Regions from separate parts of the Homo sapiens genome. Here region 2 is linked to region 1. A link is a loop called in an ENCODE intact Hi-C map of the cell type or tissue named here. Cell type or tissue: B cell. All regions are shown on one strand. Each heading gives the region's core, and the rest is flanking DNA. Links, peaks and the distances in the headings are about the cores only.

What was found. Peaks named below come from ENCODE experiments on the same cell type or tissue, not always from the same donor. Only the 100,000 strongest peaks of a DNase experiment are listed, where the experiment ranks them.
Region 2: it touches region 1 in a loop (2.9-fold over the local background); 6 of 110 quality-filtered maps call a loop at or near these places.

Annotation. Positions count from the first base shown.
Region 1 is chr1:198,182,651-198,191,912 of GRCh38, reverse strand. The region is part of intron 1 of NEK7 (NIMA related kinase 7); the gene reads right to left. Among named protein-coding and RNA genes, the nearest start is that of NEK7, 30 kb to the right of the region's middle. In B cell, for the core only: no CTCF peak of the experiment used is centred there; no DNase peak of the experiment used is centred there.
Region 2 is chr1:198,233,506-198,242,767 of GRCh38, reverse strand. The region is part of intron 2 of NEK7 (NIMA related kinase 7); the gene reads right to left. Among named protein-coding and RNA genes, the nearest start is that of NEK7, 81 kb to the right of the region's middle. In B cell, for the core only: no CTCF peak of the experiment used is centred there; a DNase peak (open chromatin) is centred at 4,447; H3K27ac peaks cover 476 bases.

The sequences.
Region 1 (9,262 bases), core at 895-8,894:
ACAAGCAAGTGGATGAAGTATAGACTATTCAATCAATGGTATCAGGATAGCTGGTTATCAATTATTTTGAATCAATAAATACATACACACGTACACACACAGAAACAAAGGATTACCACCTTGTACTATACAGAGCAGATTAAAGAACTAAATATGAAAAGCAGAACTTTACAACTTTTTGAAGAAAATAGACAAGTATTTCTTCACAACATCTAGGTAAAGAAAAATACACTTCAGGACAAGTATTACAAACTATAAAAAAACGACTAACAAATTTAATTACATTAAAATTAGAAATATCTGTTCATCAAGAGAGGTAATTTAAAAAGTACAAAGAAAAGTCACAGATCAATAAAAAGAATATGTACAATGCATACAACTTAGAATTCATATCTAGGATTTATGAAAAAAATCAATACGCGAAAGTCAACCTAATTTTTTTTAACTGGCAAAAGACATTAACAAGTAATTTGTAGAAGAGCATATGAAAATATTCTCAATCTCATCACAAATCAGGGAGATGCAAATTAAACAACAGGATACCACTTCATACTTATCAGATGGGCTAAAAAAATTAAATTCTGTCAAAATAAAACAAGGATATGGAACAGCTGGAACTCACATATACTACAGGCAGAAATATTTGAAGGACAACATCCCTACAACCCACCAATTCTTCTCCTAGTATATACTCCAAAAAAACTCTAACATATGCACAAAGACATACAAAAATGTTCAGGACAGCACAGTTTGTAATAGCCACATAGTGAAAAGAGCATTTCACTTCTGCCAGGACCCAGCGGGATTAAAGGCCTAGGACCCCTTGATGTGTTAGTTTCCCTGTTTGATCTACTGAGTTAGAAAAAAAATATTTTGTAAACTTAAGTGTTGATGTTACTACTTGTTTCAAAACACTCTAAAAAATCTATAAATGATATGAATACATCAAAGTATGAAATAAAAGCAAATGCACTAAACAAAGTACTATATAAAACTCATGACCACCTCTTTACTATTTATCTAATAGGAAGCATAGCAAAATCCTTCTACTAGTCTAGAAAAGCCAAGATTCTAAGAAGATTATAACAAATTCCATATGTTGGAAATAAAACAAAAAAAATTATCATCCTTCTCTTTCAGGGCCACTCTCCTAATAACGGTAGAAATAAAAAAGAAACAAACCATTCCTAGGAAAAGTTACTAAATTTCTCAATTTGTAATTCCATTAACAATTACTTAATTACAGATACATTTGCATTTATAAGAATGCAAAAAAATGATCTAGGACCAGAATGAGTCACAGATTTTAAAATTCAGAGTTACAAGGGACTTTAGAGAGTATCCTCTAAATACACAGAGAAGCATGTCTTCTCTATAATATCTGATTAATTCTGTTCAATTTTATTTAGTAAAACTGTATTTTTATTCTAGAAGTCCATAAAACAGTATACTCTTAATAAATATGCATTTTATTAAAGCTTAAGTCATCCAAAAGCATTAAAGAAAAATACTGGCATAAAAATTCCACCTCTCTGCCAGTTTAGGTTGGTTTACTTGTTGTGTGAGAAAATATCAGGGGTATAGATTTAAGAAGACGGAGGCACGCTGAAATTTAGAGGAGTCTCTAAAAGTCTGTTGTTTGTTGCAACTGACTGAAAGCTGACAACATGTTCCCAGATGAATGCTTTAATATATACTAAATGATAAGTTTTCATAGCGGATTTTGATGGCAACTCTGATAGTGTTAGGGAGATAAAATGGGGTAATTTTTATACATCTTCAAGAACAGAAAACTTAATGTGGCAGTAATATTTTCATTAAAATACTTCTGTTTCATGTGTTTCAAATAAAATGCAAGCATTTTTCAAAATAAAATTACTCAAAGTATAGGAAAGAATTATTCAAGATGTTGCATTCTTAACATTTGCCTATATGGCAATACAAATTAAATAATTAAGTAGCCACAAAATAATGACCCTCCTCTCTTTTTAAAAATATCATTGAAACCTGGAGATAAGTTTAACTTTTTAATCAATTAATACACAAATTCTTTATTCACATCCAACAGCTTCTTGCGATTAAATGCTGTTTTGATTCATAATGATTACAATTTATAGGTTTTTAAAGTTTATCACTTGAGCTTGGTAGCTATTCTGAGTTTAATACTAAAAATAAAGCAGCCCCAGAAGGAATGAATAAAATAACTTTAAGCTGTTTGTCCCAAAAGAACAAATACTTTGAAAACATATTCTAAAACATAAAATTTGCCTTCATCTTAAAAGCCCTTAACATTAATCCAAATGTTTAATGAGGCCTGTAAGTGGGTCATGACATATTTGTTCAACCCAGGCCGAAAATTTGTATACAAATTGTTCCTTAGAATTTTCAACCAAAAGTTATATATACCAAAAGAAGGATTAATAATGGAAAGTCTGACCTAACACTAGCCTGACTACTATGATCTTCTACTTAGTAGTATCCTACTGCTTACTGTTCATACCACTCAGAGTTAGAACGAATCTTTAGTTCTTTTAACTCGAAAGATGCAAATAAATATGAACTTTTTCTCTCAATTGTGCTTTAAATATAACTTATCTAATTGTAAGATGTCAGTTCATACAACTAGGGACTTACGACATGAAAATTAAACAAAAATAACAACGTTTTTAAAAAATCCTTTCAAATAGCATTCTTTTCCACTTTCTTTTCCTATATGACACTAATACCAGTAAAATCTTAATTCAGACTTATATTCAAAATACGTAACATGCCACACATAAACTGAACTAAATTTTAACACCAATGTATTTCCTAGGCAAACTGTTAACTTAGGATTTTGAAGTTTCAAGAGAGTAACAATTTTATTGAAATATTCAGATATGTAAATATTATCCATAACCTACAAATCATCACTTTCTACTCATTCAAGCGCACTTGATTTAGGATAGTAAAAGAAAACAGATGAGGTTCAATGCCTGGTTGCACAACTTTCACATATAATCTGCCACGTGCCACTTACCCTCTGTGAGCATCAGTTTTCTTTTCTGCAAAATGGAGATGATCAACTTTCCTGGCCTACTTCACCAAGTAGGATGACTTCGCGACATAAATTATACAAGTGTTTTATTAACTCTGAAAGCAGAACTCAGATATAGTATTACTATACTATTTCATGCACATTATTTGAAAAATACCTATTCTTATAATATTTTAGGTGTTTCATATTGATAATAATATATCAGGAGAGCCAAGTGTTTGCAGCACAGCCTCAAGAAGCAGACAAAACTACAAGGTCTAAGTATCTTCTGTCCCTGAGCCCTTTCTATGTAGCTAGTGGCACGGGTCAAAGTAACTACAGGGACTTCAGTACAACTGCTTACTCCCTGCCAATGGTGTCAGGCTTCCCTGCTAGCTGCTACAAAAAGTACTGAGCCCTTAGTTCTGGGCTCCTCAGCTGCCACACAACTCATGCAAGCATAACCACCATGAAGGGCCATCACTTCTCTCCACTGAACTTATAGGCAAGAAAACTGGTACTACTATGCTGATACTCCTGCTGTTTGCTGTGCTTTAAAAAACTGCCTTGCTTTCATCACTAAGTCTTATCTACTTTTATCACCTATGAAGTTGTGGTAAGCTAATCAGCTTACTTAGTCATTTCCTCTAAAACTGTGTTACCCCTTGCATTCTCTATGAAATCCAGGTTCTCACCTAAACAAAACAACAACAAAAAAAGGTAGAGCGAGCAGTGTGCTGAGATAGACAACGACTTTTTGGAAAGCCAAAAGGCAATGTCACTATGACTATTAAAACAAGGATTCCCTAAGCAAACACAGATGGGATCAGCACCCAAAAAATTGGCACCAGAAATTGTGCTATGGGAGCCCTGAAGCAGGTAGCTGGTTGAAAGCAAAGCAGTCTGATTAAAACCAGAAGTGCCTCTATAGAGCCAGATTCCTCCATGGAAATCAATCCCCCTCTACTAGCGGAACTAAGAAGCTGAGTGGCAACCTTAGAATAAATTACTCCTTCATTGCCTCCATTACATAACCTTGTACCTTTGTACCCTAATTTGCTATCCTTTAAAGATAAAGGGACCAGAGATGCAGCCAAAGTCTTTCTACCCACGGGAAAGACTTCAGGAAGAAAGGTCAAGGTGGGCAATCCAAACTTGTATGGTTCTTTTAGATACTGACACTAACGAGAGCTGGCAGCCTACAGTGGATTCTCACCAACTGAATTCAGTTGTTGTCCCTGTTGCTCTGGGTGTTCCAGACATTGTGACCATGACTGAATCAACTGCACAAACTAATGACACCTGGTATGCCATCTTGGATATTGCTACTGTCTCTTTCTCAATCCCTTGGGTACCAGAAAATTAAGATCAGTTTATCTCCAGGTTCCAAAACAGATTTACTGAGCAGCCACGGGAGTATCTGAATTCTCCTGCTGTTTGCATCAATGCTGAGATGTGGAACAAGCCTTTCTCCCTTGGCAATGGCTTTGGAAGAGATGCTGACTCACATGAGGGCCCAGGGGTGGTTCATTAATCCTGATGAGATATAGGGACTAGCCATCGGAGTCAAATTCTCAGGAGCAATGCTGACTGCCCTGAGACAATAAAGGAAAAATTACTTACCCTGCAGTCCCCACCTACCAAAAGGGAAGCCTGGCACATAATTGGACTGTTTAGATATTGAAGACAACATGTGCCTCATCTAGGCTAAACTACCCAGAGGACATGCAGGCTTCTCATTCCACATAGCAGTGCAAGTACTTTTCCCTGACAGTGGAATTCATGCCACAGAGCAAATGGTCAGAAATCTATCCTTAACTTTAGTTACCACAGGCAATGGGGCTGTGCAAACTCTGGAATATCAGCAGGTCAGCTTAAAATTCCTTTGTACAAGTCATAATGCATAACATACTGGCCTAAACTACATGCTGGCTGACCAAGATATGTATGAATTAATACCACTGCTCAGATGGAACAATCCATACTTCCCATAAGGAAGGGAGCTAAATGATTATCTGAAATAATATCTACTAGTACTGTCTGGGACTTTACTTAATTTGTTGAGTCCAGAATCCTAGGGTACATGGTTGAGGTGAATACTGCAGGTTGGCCTCATTCTGTTGATAATTGTCCTCATCAAGTGTTGTATGAGATAAACTGGATGAATTTTTCCTCAGCACCTGACAGCATATCTAATCTGAATTGCTGATGGGGTGGTATACTCATATGAAAATTTGAGTTCAACCAAGAATGTGTATGGGCAAAGGTTGGACTGTCAGGAAAGACTGTCTGTCATGGGGCCCACACATCCTTGTACATCCTTACCAAGTATGCCAAACAACAAATGCACCAGCCATCCTGTATCTTTGAGCTACTTCTGTAGCTAGTTATGTAGGCAATCCAGTAGGTCAAAGAACTGCAAAGCAGGTCTCAGCATTCCTTGCCAGCCTGTATGATAACTGGCAAATAACAATACAAAACAAAACAAAACAAAACAAAAACTTGCTCTTTTGCTCTTTACACAATATCCTGGCCTTTGAAACTTTTAAAGGAAATTCTAAAGGTAAAGGGAAGTTTAATAAATCTAAATATTTAATGGTTTCAATATTATAGTTTGCCATACATCACATACAACCGATATGCCTTAACATCACTTGAATTCATTGCTAAACAGAAAATAAGTAAGCAGAAATATTTCAGTAGCTAAAGAAATAATTTCAAATACATCCTTTCACAAGTAAAAATAATTTCTGTTGATCATTTTACTGTTCTAAACATATTTGCCATAAGTTAAGTAACATGACCATTAGAAAGGTGATCTGCTAACATAAATCTTCCAGCTAGTCAAGGGCTGCAGCATAGCTCCTTCGAGATAAGATTATCTTCTAGATCCAAGACTATGTGTATGAGTTTTAGCAAAAAAAGATGATTTATAGATTTTCATTTTCACTTTTAATATTTCAGAACGTGCCTACTGGTACAGCCTGATGAAACTGAAATAAAAATGACAACTAATCTGGAAGACAACCAGCAACCAATCACCAATCAAACTGAACAAATAATGCCTTCTCTGCCCCATTTCCTCTTCTGTCAATTTTAATAAAATCATAGTTCTCAGTACTCCTTGCCATCCTGGTACTCAGCACTCCTTGCCCCAATTTTAATAAAATCAAGAGAAGAGAAAATGGGGCAGAGAGGACATTCCAGGCAGCACTACCTATAGATGGGAGGTACTGTTTGGTCCTCACACTCATTATAAAGCTTACATTTCATGGATGGTCAGAGGTGGCTGGCAACTTTCAATATGTCAAAATAAGGTGTTTCTTACAAATTTCTAATTTTTAAAATATTAGAACACTGTAACTTAAATTAGATATCTAGTTCTACAAGTCAGAGTAAGACTTTCATAGATCTACCAATAAAGCTCTACTGAGGCATTTTTAGACATGAGATAATTCACTTGCTCCCTGCTAGAGGAATATAAAGTTAAAAATATATATATATTTCTTACGCAATTTCACAAATTTGGACAACACACAAAAGAAGACGCCAATCATTGAAAACACTTCTTTAAAAACGCAAATATCTGCCAGAAAATCTGGCTTATCTCAACTGATGGACACTATTTATGAAGAACAAAGTTCAAACACAGAATCACTAAGCAAAAAGCCTCTCTTCTGACCAAAAAAAAAAAAAAAAAAAAAAATAGACAGCATGTACTACTATGTAAAAGAAGTGCCTCAGAAAGGAAAAGCAGATATCTATAATAATGTGTCCAGTGTCTATATTCGATGCTTGCTTGTATACTAAAAACAACAGTAAGACACTGTTTTTACTGTAAGTTTTCCTAGTACCTTTCAAAACTGTCTTGCCACAAGACTCCCAAAATCACCACTATCTTTCTATTTTGGTTAAAAATATTTTGTTGGGGATCCCAAGGGAAGAAAATGACTTGAAGCCAGAAGTGCAACAGCAGCCTGGGCAACATAGCGAGACCTTGTCTCTACTAACTAACTAACTAACTAGCTAAATAAATAAATAAATAAATAAATAAATTTCAATTAGCCAGGCATAGTGGTGTGCAACTTTGGTCCCAGCTACTTGGGAGGCCGAAGCAAGAGGACCACTTCAGCCCTGGAGTTCGAAGCCGCAGTGAGTCATGATGGCACCACTGCACTCCAGCCTGGGCAACACAGCAAGATCCCATCTTAAAAATATATATATTGTGATTTCATTAATGGAAGTAAGGGTAATCTTGCTGTTACTGTTGTTGCCATGGTTGTTGCATTGTGTGCATGTGTGTTTTGATGTTGGTAAACATGCCTTAAACACAAATCAATTTCATTTAAGAATTATTAAATCAAACATCAGTCATAAATCCCCTAGATCTTTGAATGATCTAGAAAAATGAAAGTTATATGAATATGTAAGCAGTTTGACTATTTAAAATTAAAAATATATTCTACATTTTCCAACAATAGCCATGTAAAATTTGTCTGTCAAACAGATCGACAGGAAGTTAAGCTAATCAACTGAAGAGATAATATTTAGAACTGTAAATCTACCCCTTCAAGAAAAATCGCACTGAGTCATAAACCAATTGTTATAAAGGATTCTTGTGTCTGAATAGGTGAAACATTCCATACATTTATTTATAATGTGTTTGTCATTTGTGAAAATTGCCCAGTGAATAAAGTCAAATCCTTGCATACTACGAGGGTAGCTAATATGGTGTGAAAAATTACTATTTTCACACTATACAGCAGTAATAACAAAACATTCTTCAAAAATTCTAAAATCTGGCATGTACAAATCTCATTATAAAATCATTTTAAAGAAAGCTGTTGTTAAGTAAACATCCAACTATTAAATGGACCAGATACCACCAACATACATAATGTTCAAGTAAGCCCAGGGTAGGCACCTACATTCCAAGATATCCACTTACAATATTTGTTAGGATAAAACGGAATAAAGGAAAGAAAAAAAATTGTTTTTACATTTTCTTCACCTGTTTCTTGAACCACTTCAGAATTATGAATGACATTAGACCATTAAAAACGTCTCGAGTCACATGCTATATTTATCACCACTGTGTTTCCAGTGCTCAGAACACCATAGGCACATAGCAGGCATGCAAATATTTGCTGAATGAATGAAAATATAATGCCTGCTTAACCCTGTTTCATCTTGATAAACTTAAAAAACATTGGTAAAAAGCTGCCTCTAAATGCTAATTTAGAGTCCAAAAAAAAAGCAGCAGAAATTTGAACATTTGTTGTATCAACTGACTAACACACATGTTTAGGACATTATTAACTAAAATGTTTATTTACTATAAGTCAGAAACATTTCAAAGTATAATATTTAGAGGGTCAGCATGCATAATACTCAATTGGCTGCAATTAAATCATCCTAGAATACCTCCTTCATTGTATCTTTCACTGTATCATTCTTTTTTAAAAAAACATTTCTGATGATTCTTCACAATCTTTACAATAAATTCCTTAGCCTGGAATTACAGGCCCCTATCTATTCAACGGAAATTTACTAAACTCCTCCTTTGAACCAGGCAGGTACTCAGAATGGTTCCATTAAAGAGCTCATGGCCTAGTGGAAGTAGTAGTATTCCGAAACATCTTCCAGAGACATCGCCACATGAAAAATCAAGAAAAATCTGAAGTTTCAGGCTACCAATGTAACCTCTAAAGACGGGTTTTCCAGATGGGAGTTATAGGGTTGATTTTTCATTTCACAAATACCACCATTTTGGCAGCTATAAAGAGAATGAATCAGAACCTCATGCCCCACTTATTTCTGCCAAACTGGCCCATTTTTGAGTTTCAGAAATCCTATTATAATTTCACCTACCACAATGGCCTCCTCTCAAAGCCAAGCACAAATCCCTATGCTTCCATGAGTTCTCATTCAAACCAAAGGAGACATCCCCTTCCTGTAGAAGGCCTATACTATGGTATACTCTAGTGGCACTAAGGGCCTTTCTTATATTGTTAATGACTACTATCAATCGGGATTATGAAGTCCATAACAACAAAGTCTGTAGTAGATTCCTCTGAATCTCCCATTATATCCAACACAGTTTTTTTTCCCATAATAAGCCTTCTCAGAGTACAACAAATAACTGTAATCAGTTGTACTATATTTTACTGAGCCATTAAAGTATGTAAAAATTATAAGTAGATGGTTAGCACGTAATAAAACAAAGAACAAAGAGTTTGAAAGTAA
Region 2 (9,262 bases), core at 393-8,392, 51 kb before region 1:
GAGATTGGCCAGGCACGGTGGCTCACGCCTGTAATCCCAGCACTTTGTGGGGCCGAGGCGGGTGGATCACGAGGTCAGGAGATCGAGACCATCCTGGCTAACACAGTGAAACCCCGTCCGTACTAAAAATACAAAAAAACTAGCAGGGTGTAGTAGCGCACGCCTGTGGTCACAGCTACTCGGGAGGCTGAGGCAGGAGAATGGCCTGAACCCGGGAGGTGGAGCTTGCAGTGAGCCACTGCACTCCAGCCTGGGCAACAGAGCGAAACTCTGTCTCAAAAAAAAAAAAAAAAAGTGAGCTGAGATCACGCCACGGCATTTCAGCCTGGGTGTCAGAGTGAGACCTTATCTCAAAAAAAAAAAAAAGAAAAAGAAAGAAAAAGAGGTAAGCACTGAGAAAATCATATTACACTTTGACAGCAAGAGTAAGGAGTAAGGGGGTCTGGGTTTTCAGCAAGGTAGCACCATACTGTGTTCTGATACACATTTTACAAAAATAACTCATGATGCTGCATGGAGAACTGGGAAGGAGGATGAGTAGAGCAAGAATGGAAGCAGGGAGACTGGACAGGAGGTAGTAGGTGTGGCCTGAGGAGTTAGAGAGATGAGGACAGTAGATGTAATAAGAATATAATTTGAGATGGAGTCAAAAACTTGCCAATTAATTGAATATGAGGAGTGAGGGAGAGAGAGAAATCAAGGATGATTGAGATTTTTGGCTGAAGCACACAGATGAATAGTGCTGCCATTTACTGGTAAAAACAAGGCTAAAGGAGAAGCCATCTAGGCAGAAAATAGGTAATAAAGATGTAATAAAAGATACGATATGGAAGAAAACAATGGGTAGAGAAATGTGGGCCAAGACAATTATTGGCAGCTTGTTGTCATTGCAGTCATCATCATCATTTTTGCTAACATTTAATGAATGCTAACTATGTGTCAAGCATCATACTGAAAGCTCCATATCAACTTGATGAGGTAAAAACTTGATTCATCTCATTTACTAATAAGAAAACTGAGGTTTACAGATGCTAAACAACTTCCCCTCACCATCACACAGCTAGGAAGTGAGGGACTAAGAACTGATCCCAGCCAATATGACTTCAGAGCTCATGCTCTAACCCACCATGCTAAGCTATGTCCTTCTGTTTCCTTCCAGGTCCGCTATATATTCCTCTCCATAAATGCTGGTACACCACAGGGTATCATCCTCAGCATTCTTTTCTAATTTTTGCTCACTCACTCCAGGTAATCTGATTTATCATTCCATTTATTGGTTCTAAAATTAAATTAATTCCAGGTACTCCCCTGACCCCCTAAGGGACACCTATCATAACTGTACTAGAAACTCCTCCTCCTCTATTTACTTGTGCCCCAACACTGAATGAAATTTACTAAAGGAAAAGAAGACATGATTAAATGTATTCTATATGAATGTGACAAGAAAAACATCAAATTTTGAAATTTGTGTTTGTTTTATGAATATTTAGTGAGAAAGCTATGTGAAACATAAGAATCATATGACAAGATCGTAATATTCACATAGTAACAATATAAAGGAAGACAAAATATACAGGTATCCTAAATGTAAATACCACTGACCTCTAACAAACAGATTAGAATGTATACATTCAACATTGCTCTTCAAAACAGCTACCATGGGAGGCTATGGTTTTACACCAGGAAGGCTTCCACTACTGAAAACATGTCTGAAACTTCTTCTTTAGAATGGTAATCAGAGATAGCATGTGAATTGTATAAAAATTATTGGTCTTGGCCGGGAGTGGTGGCTCACGCCTGTAATCCCAGTGCTTTGGGAGGCCAAGGCGGGTGGATCACAAGGTTAGGAGTTCAAGACCAGCCTGGTCAAGATGCTGAAACCCCATCTGTACTAAAAATACAAAAATTAGCCAGGTGTGCGGCACACACCTGTAATCCCAGCTACTCAGGAGGCTGAGGCAGGAGAATCGCTTAAACCCAGGTGGCAAAGGTTGCAGTGAGCCGAGATCGTGCCACTGCACTTGCACTCCAGCCTAGGTGACAGAGCAGGACTCCGTCTCAAGAACAACAACAAAAAAATTATTGGTTTAAGAATATATCTCATTTTGGTCAAAAAAAAGAATACCAAGACTATGTACTTTATTCAAAACCAAGTAAACACTTGGGTCTAAAGAATTTTAAGATATTTCCAAATATCAAATTCACCTTCAAAAAAACAATGATCTCATCATTGTGGTTATTAAAGCATATTTCTTTTTTTTTTTTTTTGAGACGGAGTCTCACTCTGTCTTAAACTGTTTCAAATAAAGTTGGAAGACGGAAGACTATTTTGATTAATCAGCCTCATCCTCATCTTTGCCCCATCGCTCTGAACAGACTGTTCAAATAGAAATTTCCAAGAAAGCAGCAGGCAAGAGAATTCTTACTGTGTTCTCATTCTTTTCAAAAATCATGTAAATTTCTCAAGCATTTCCCTTAAAATATGAGGTACTCTCACTCGTAAGTATGTAAGTGTGATGAATCTAAATTTAAAGACAACTCAAACGCACTTTAAATATTTTGAAGTCATTCCCCAATTTGACAGTTTTCTTAGTATTCAATATTGTCACACAGTCATTTTCTAAAATAACTCTAGAATAACTGAAATCTACATACTATAAGAATAATACAGTCATGCGCCATCTAATGACATTTCAGCCAACACCAGGCAGTATAGGAATGTCTGGCCATAAGATTACAAAACCATATTTTTACTGTACTTTTTCTAGGTTTAGATATGATTAGGTACATAAATACTTATCATTGTGTTACAACTGCCTACAGTATAGTAACACACTGTGCAGCTTTGTAGACTAGGAGCAACAGACTGTACAATATAGCCTAGGTGTGTAGTAGGCTATCCTGTCGGGGTTTGTGGAAGTGCACTCTATGGTGTTTGCAAAACAAAGAACTTGCCTGACAATGCAGTTCTCAGAATGAATCCCTGATGTTAGGTGACTCGGGACTGTACAGTTAACTAATCAATATTTAGTGGAAAAAGTAGAAATTAACTTTCAGTTAGAGATTATCCATTCAAAAAACATTTGCTGATTACCCTTTATCTAGTATTCACTGATATAAAATATGATATACAAAAGTAAACAATACTCACAAAGCATATTATTAGAAGCATGCTAATATAGTCACCCATATAATGTTTCTCAAAGTAATCTCATTATTGTCTTCCAAAGTATATATTTCTGTTACTAAAATATTTTTCTTAGGATCTCTGTCATAAAACCACTTTTATAGGCAATATATATTGTAATGATTCTGTATGTTCATTATGTCTCATTATTGACTGAATCTCCTTGAATATCACCTAAATCCATCACATTACCACCTTGGAGATGAAAAAAGCATGGTTATAATCAACAAATGGCTGAATCTGAGTCCAAAATTCGAAATGGCACAAAATGCAGCTAGAGGAATCAAAGGAGACCAGATGATAAAGATCTCTGAAGTTATATAAAGCAATGTAAAATTCATCTTAAAAGTAATAAGAATTCAGAAGAAATAAGGCGAGGAATATAATAAAATGTATACTTTAGAAAGACAACTCTTGCTGCAATGTAGAGAATGAACTAGAAATGGTAAAATGAGAGGAAAGAAGACCAGTTACAAACCTGCTGCAATAATCCAGGCATCAAATGACAATATTCTAAACTAGAGGAGTTATAGCCAGGACATAGGGAATTCGCAGATTCAACAGCTACTTAAGCGGCAAAATCAAGAGAACACTGAAAATGCCTAAACATGAGTATAAGACTCCCTTGTTTCTAGGTTGGGCAACTCTAGATAAGTACTAATCACAAGCAAAAGTGTAACCTTGAACAGAATACGATAAATTTCATCTTGAAAACTGTAAGTATGAGGTACCTATAAGAATATCAAGAGTCAGTAATTGAGGAGATAAGACTGTTCAAGGAATGTTTGAGATTTCTCTGTGAAAGCTAAAAACTAATTGGCTTGGAGTCAAACAGACCTGGGTCAAATCCCAGCTTCACTACTTACTAGCTATGTGACGATGGACAAGTTAGTTAATTAGTCGGAGCCTCAGTCTCCTCATTTGTAATGTGTAAAAAAGAATGCCTTATATGGTTTATGTTAGGATTAAATGAGGCAATGTTATCTGAAATGGTAAGCATGGGGTAATGGGGTAGGTACATTTTAAGAGCACAATAATCAGTAAACACTGATGGTAGCAGCAGTACTACTGTCCAGAATGAAGGTGGCAAGAGAGTGGGTCAGGGGTTAAATTTTCAATTCATGTGAGAGGTAATGAGGAGGTCAGAAGATGACTGCAATAAGGAAGGTATAAGTCCTTTAGTTGAATGGAATAAGCCTCAAAGCTGTGGTTCCTCACCCCACCCCGCCCCTTGCCCCTCTGAAAAAGGAGAAGTAGTGTTCTAGAAGAGGCATTGTGGATGGAGAAGTTTGTGGTTCCGACCTCCTGATCCTATGTATGTGGGCAAGGGAGAATAAGTAGCCTCCACTTGAGAGGGTTACAGGGGAAGCAGTGTCCTGGGGGGGAGAAGTGTGTTCCAACTGAAGCAAGGAGGTGGGGAAAAATTAAAACTTCAATAAGAAAGGGAGAATGTAGGTGGTTACATGCATAATGAAAGACAAATTCTGAAGATATTTATGTATTTTCATGTTCATTTTAAAAGCAGGGCTCATAAAGAAAGTGGACAGGTTGATTTGAAACCAAGTTTGTATTCACTCAACAAATATTTATTGAATGCCTACTATGTGTACCACTCTGGGACTAGGGAGAGAGCTTATACCCTAAGAGAAGAAAAACAATGAACAAAATAAGTGATAAGGTGATACATTCTATGGAGAAAAATATTGCAGGGTTGACATACTGTGTGAGTGGGAAGATTCCATTTTCATTGAGTGATCGAGAAGGTGATATTAAAATATATACTTGAAGAATATGAATGAGCAAGCCAATGGGAAACTACTGAAAGGCTTTAAACAGACGTGACTGACTGAAATATTGCTGTATTGGGAATAGATTAAAGGGGAAAGGAGCGAGGATGAAAGCAAAGAGATCAATTAGGAAGATACTGCAATAAAATAGGTGAAAGATTAAGTAACTTCAGAGTAGCAGCAGTGGAGAAGAAAAGAAGTGCTCAAATTCTAAATATATTTTAAAGATTCGGCCTCTGGTATCTGCTAACATTAAGTATGAGACCAGAGAAATAGGAGGAAGTTAGGAATGGCTCTAAGAGTTTTAACCTCAGCAACTGGAAGGATAGACTTGCCACTGAGAAGGAGAAGATGGTGGGCTGTCAGTCTGGAGGGAAATATTTAGAATTCAGTTTGGGCAGCATTAGGGTTGAAACATGAAAATTTGATGCCAAGTAGGCAAATGGATACATGAGTTTGGAATTCGGGGCAGAGGTCCAGGTTGAGATACAAAGAGTCACCAGCATAGAATCATGAGACTGGAAGAGAACACTAAGTAAGGGATATAGATAGAAAAGAGGTCTAAGGAACTGAGCCTTGGGGCACTCCACTGTTAAGTGTCACCTTCTCAGAAGGTGAGAAGAAATCAATAGAGGGACCATTAAGACAAGAGAACAATAAGATTCCTGGAAGCCAAGTGAAGAATAGGTTTCAAAGAAGACAGCATAATCAACTCTATCAAATGCAGCTGCTAAGTAAAATGAGGCCTGAAAACTGGACTGGATGGAGCAGGAGAGGTAACTGTAACTTGACAGGAGCAGCTTAGGTGGCACAGTGTGGTAGAGAGCTTAATTAGAGTAGATTTTAGAGAGAAAGGAGAAATGGGAGACTGAATTACAGAAAAACCTTTCTGGGAACTTTGCTATAAAAGGGAGCGGAGAAATAGGTTAACAACTCGAAGGAAGAGTAACTTAGACTGTTTAAGGGGTTTTCTTTTGTTTCATTTTGTTGTTTAGATGGGAGAAGTAATAGCATAGTAGCACGGACCCAGTAGAGGGGGTGCACATGGGAGGGTTGGCCTTTGAGAGCAGTGTGGATAGTTCATCTGGTAACAACAGAAAAGGCAGATGAAGTGAATACAGATTCTGGGAGGAGGATAACTACGGTAGGAGTCTGTGGAGGTTCTCTTCTGACTGCTTCAGTTTCTTCAGTAAAATAGGAGCAAGGGCATCAGCTTAGAGCTAGGATGAGGAAAGGACATGTTATGGGTTTGAGGACAGAAAATATACAAAGTGGGAGAGTTTGGAGCCAGGAAAGTAGGGAGTGGATGCGCTAAGGATGATTGCTGAGCAGCATTAGGCTTTGAGTTTCATGGCCATAAATTTAACCTATAGCAAGAGTCTTCTTTCCTCAAAAAAGCTACTGCTCTTTCTGTACCATCAATAAAGTTATTCAATGAAGGAAACTGTTACTAGGAGAATGAAACATCTAAATTTCTGTAAAGACTTCCAAAAATAGAAGCACTCTACTCAATGCCTATGACAAACACCTTGGCAAAATCAGTTTATCAAAAGAAACAAGTTAAATGACACTTACTTCACAAAGAAAGTAACTCCAGAAGATAAACTAGAGAAAAAAGAAGGTAATATAGTTATCAAGTCTAAAATTCATACCCACTCAATAGAGAGGGATACTTTCTGGCTGGCCTACAATGAACCCTGATTACTACCCTGAACATGCTACTCAAGGTAAACTTTATTTCATCCCTCCACAGTCACTCCACAGAGATGCAAAATAGTAAATGGATTACAGTCTGAACTGCCATGAAGCTTAAAGGAATGGTCAGTCTACCTTACTGGTTAAGTTGCAAGACTCCAAGATAAGATTTTCATACTTTCCACACTGTAAGAATAAGGAATATCTGTTTTTTCTACCCACAGATCTGAGTGACATGTCTTTTCTCTTTCATAAGTAGCCAAAATATTACACTATCTTCAAATTAAAAAAAAATAACCTAGGCCTCTGATCATATCACAATGAAAATTAATCCTCCTTCTAATAACTCGCAAAAATTCTTAAAATTGTACTCTGATTATAATTGGTTTATAATTAACTTTTTGGAAAAAAATGTGACTCTACCATAGCCATCTTCACCCAATAACCATAAATCAAAATACTCACAAAATGTTAATTGTAAACTTCCATTGTTTAAAATTAGTCTTACAGTAAAGAGTAAAAATTTTACTATTTCCCAACCACCATCTTTATACAGTTTGAATTTTTATTTTTATTTTTAAAAAGCTAAATCCACTGTTCCAAAAACAAGAGTCCAAAGGCAATGAAAATATACAGAACAAGAATCTAGTCAAAATATCCTTTCAGTACCTTCTAGATGTTAGTGGAAAGAATCAAGAAAGGAAGAAAGGGGGAAAAGAAGGGAGGGTGGGAAGGAGTGGAGCTGATAGAAAAAATTTCAAAATACATTAATAAAGAAACATAAATCTCACATTCTAAAACAAAACAAAAGGAACTTACACTGTACCAAAAATGAGACCACATATTATACATTATGGGGTGAGAGTATTCATTTTGAAACAAGAAAAAGAATGGATATGCCAACAATATACATCACTTATCATTATAACAGGGAATTGGTATTTGACACTCAGAAACTTGACATCCTTAGTTTTCTGTTTATGCCCAGACTTCTATTACAAAAGTGAAAGAAGTCACTGGGCTAACCAGATGTTGCCATATCATCCCCATTATTCAGGCCAGTGGTGTGGAACAAAACAAAAAAAAGGTTGTCAAAGCTGAGCAGAGGCTGTCCTTTCCCAGTCTTCTAAAATAATGCTACTGAGAGCAGTAACGTTTTTCAAAGACTTAATAAGCAATAATGCCTATAAGCTCTTGTCAGGTAATCTTTCTTACACTGTCTCACACCATCAGTGTGAATGCAGAGAGGAGGGGAAAAAAATCCTTCTCCCTTCCCCCACCTGCCACAAGGCAGCTAGAACCTGGGACGACACTTGCCTGTTTCCAACAGGGAAAGAAGTCCACCCACACAGGAGCAGCAGCAGGAGGCATAAACGAAAGGAACAGTGTAAAAAGAAATGCAGAATCGCTGCTATAATTTTGAAATTTATACTGTGGGGCAGCCCAGTGTCTCACAGGAAAACAATCACTTTTATTTTTCCTTCCTACTGCCACTCCGACCTTTCCTGGTTGGTGAGTCAGTAGGAGGCAAAAATGAAAGTGCTTACTTTTTTTCCTCTTTGAAACACAAGGTTGTTTAAAACTGTGAATCTCAAAATCATAACATGAACTACCTAATTTTTAAAAGTGTTCTTTTATTGCCTTTGCTGGAAATAATATGAAACAATAATGTTTGTGTATGTGTGTAAAATGAGTCCTAAGAGGTCTATGTTTAATAGATATGTTTGTTTATTATAATCTTGATAATTTATGATCATAACATAAATATATATGGGGACTTAAAAAAAAAAATTCTTCTTGAAATCAAAATATTGGCCTTACTTTAAGCTAAAGGGTCTTTTTACTCAATATAGACAATTCAGACAGGTATAACAAAGAAAAGCAATGTAATAGTGCAATTAAGTAAAGGACTCATTTCATTGAGTCCCTGGTTGGTTTCAATTACATATTCTTATTGAGCCCCTGCTACAGGTGAGAAATTGAAGTACCAGAGGGCATCCAAGGTAAATAAGACACAGTCCTTTCCCTCAAGGAGATTTTAACCTAATAAGAGAGATAAAAATGACACCAAAGTATCAGAATACCAGAAGAGAGATGCAAAGAAGATACCGCCACATTTCCAAGGAAAGACTGCTTTCAGAGGATCAGACAAAGCTTTATGGTAGAGACGGCTTTGTTGTTGGTCCTTAAAGGATGGGCAGGATTTAGAAAATTGGAGGGGAAGATGGAGGGTACAAAATCAAAATCAGCAAAGTCATACAAGCAGAAAAGATCGTTTTTTGTAGACGGTTATTCTCTAAACAGTGCTTCCATGAGAAGTCAATAGATGCACTAAAAAAAAAAAAAAAAAAAAGGATCCCATAGACAAATAAGTTTGGAAAACACTACAGCCTATACCACTCTTTGAAATTCATTCACAATGCACACTAGTGTAGGAAAGGCTCTGAGGAAGTACTGCCACAAAGTCACTGTTTTCCCCAAGTCTCTCAAACCTATTTGACTATAGAACTCTTGTGAAAGAACACTTATCAGTAGCCCAAAGGCATGTTTTCAGAAATACCGTCCAAACAAAATTGGGACAAGGTTAGCAGAG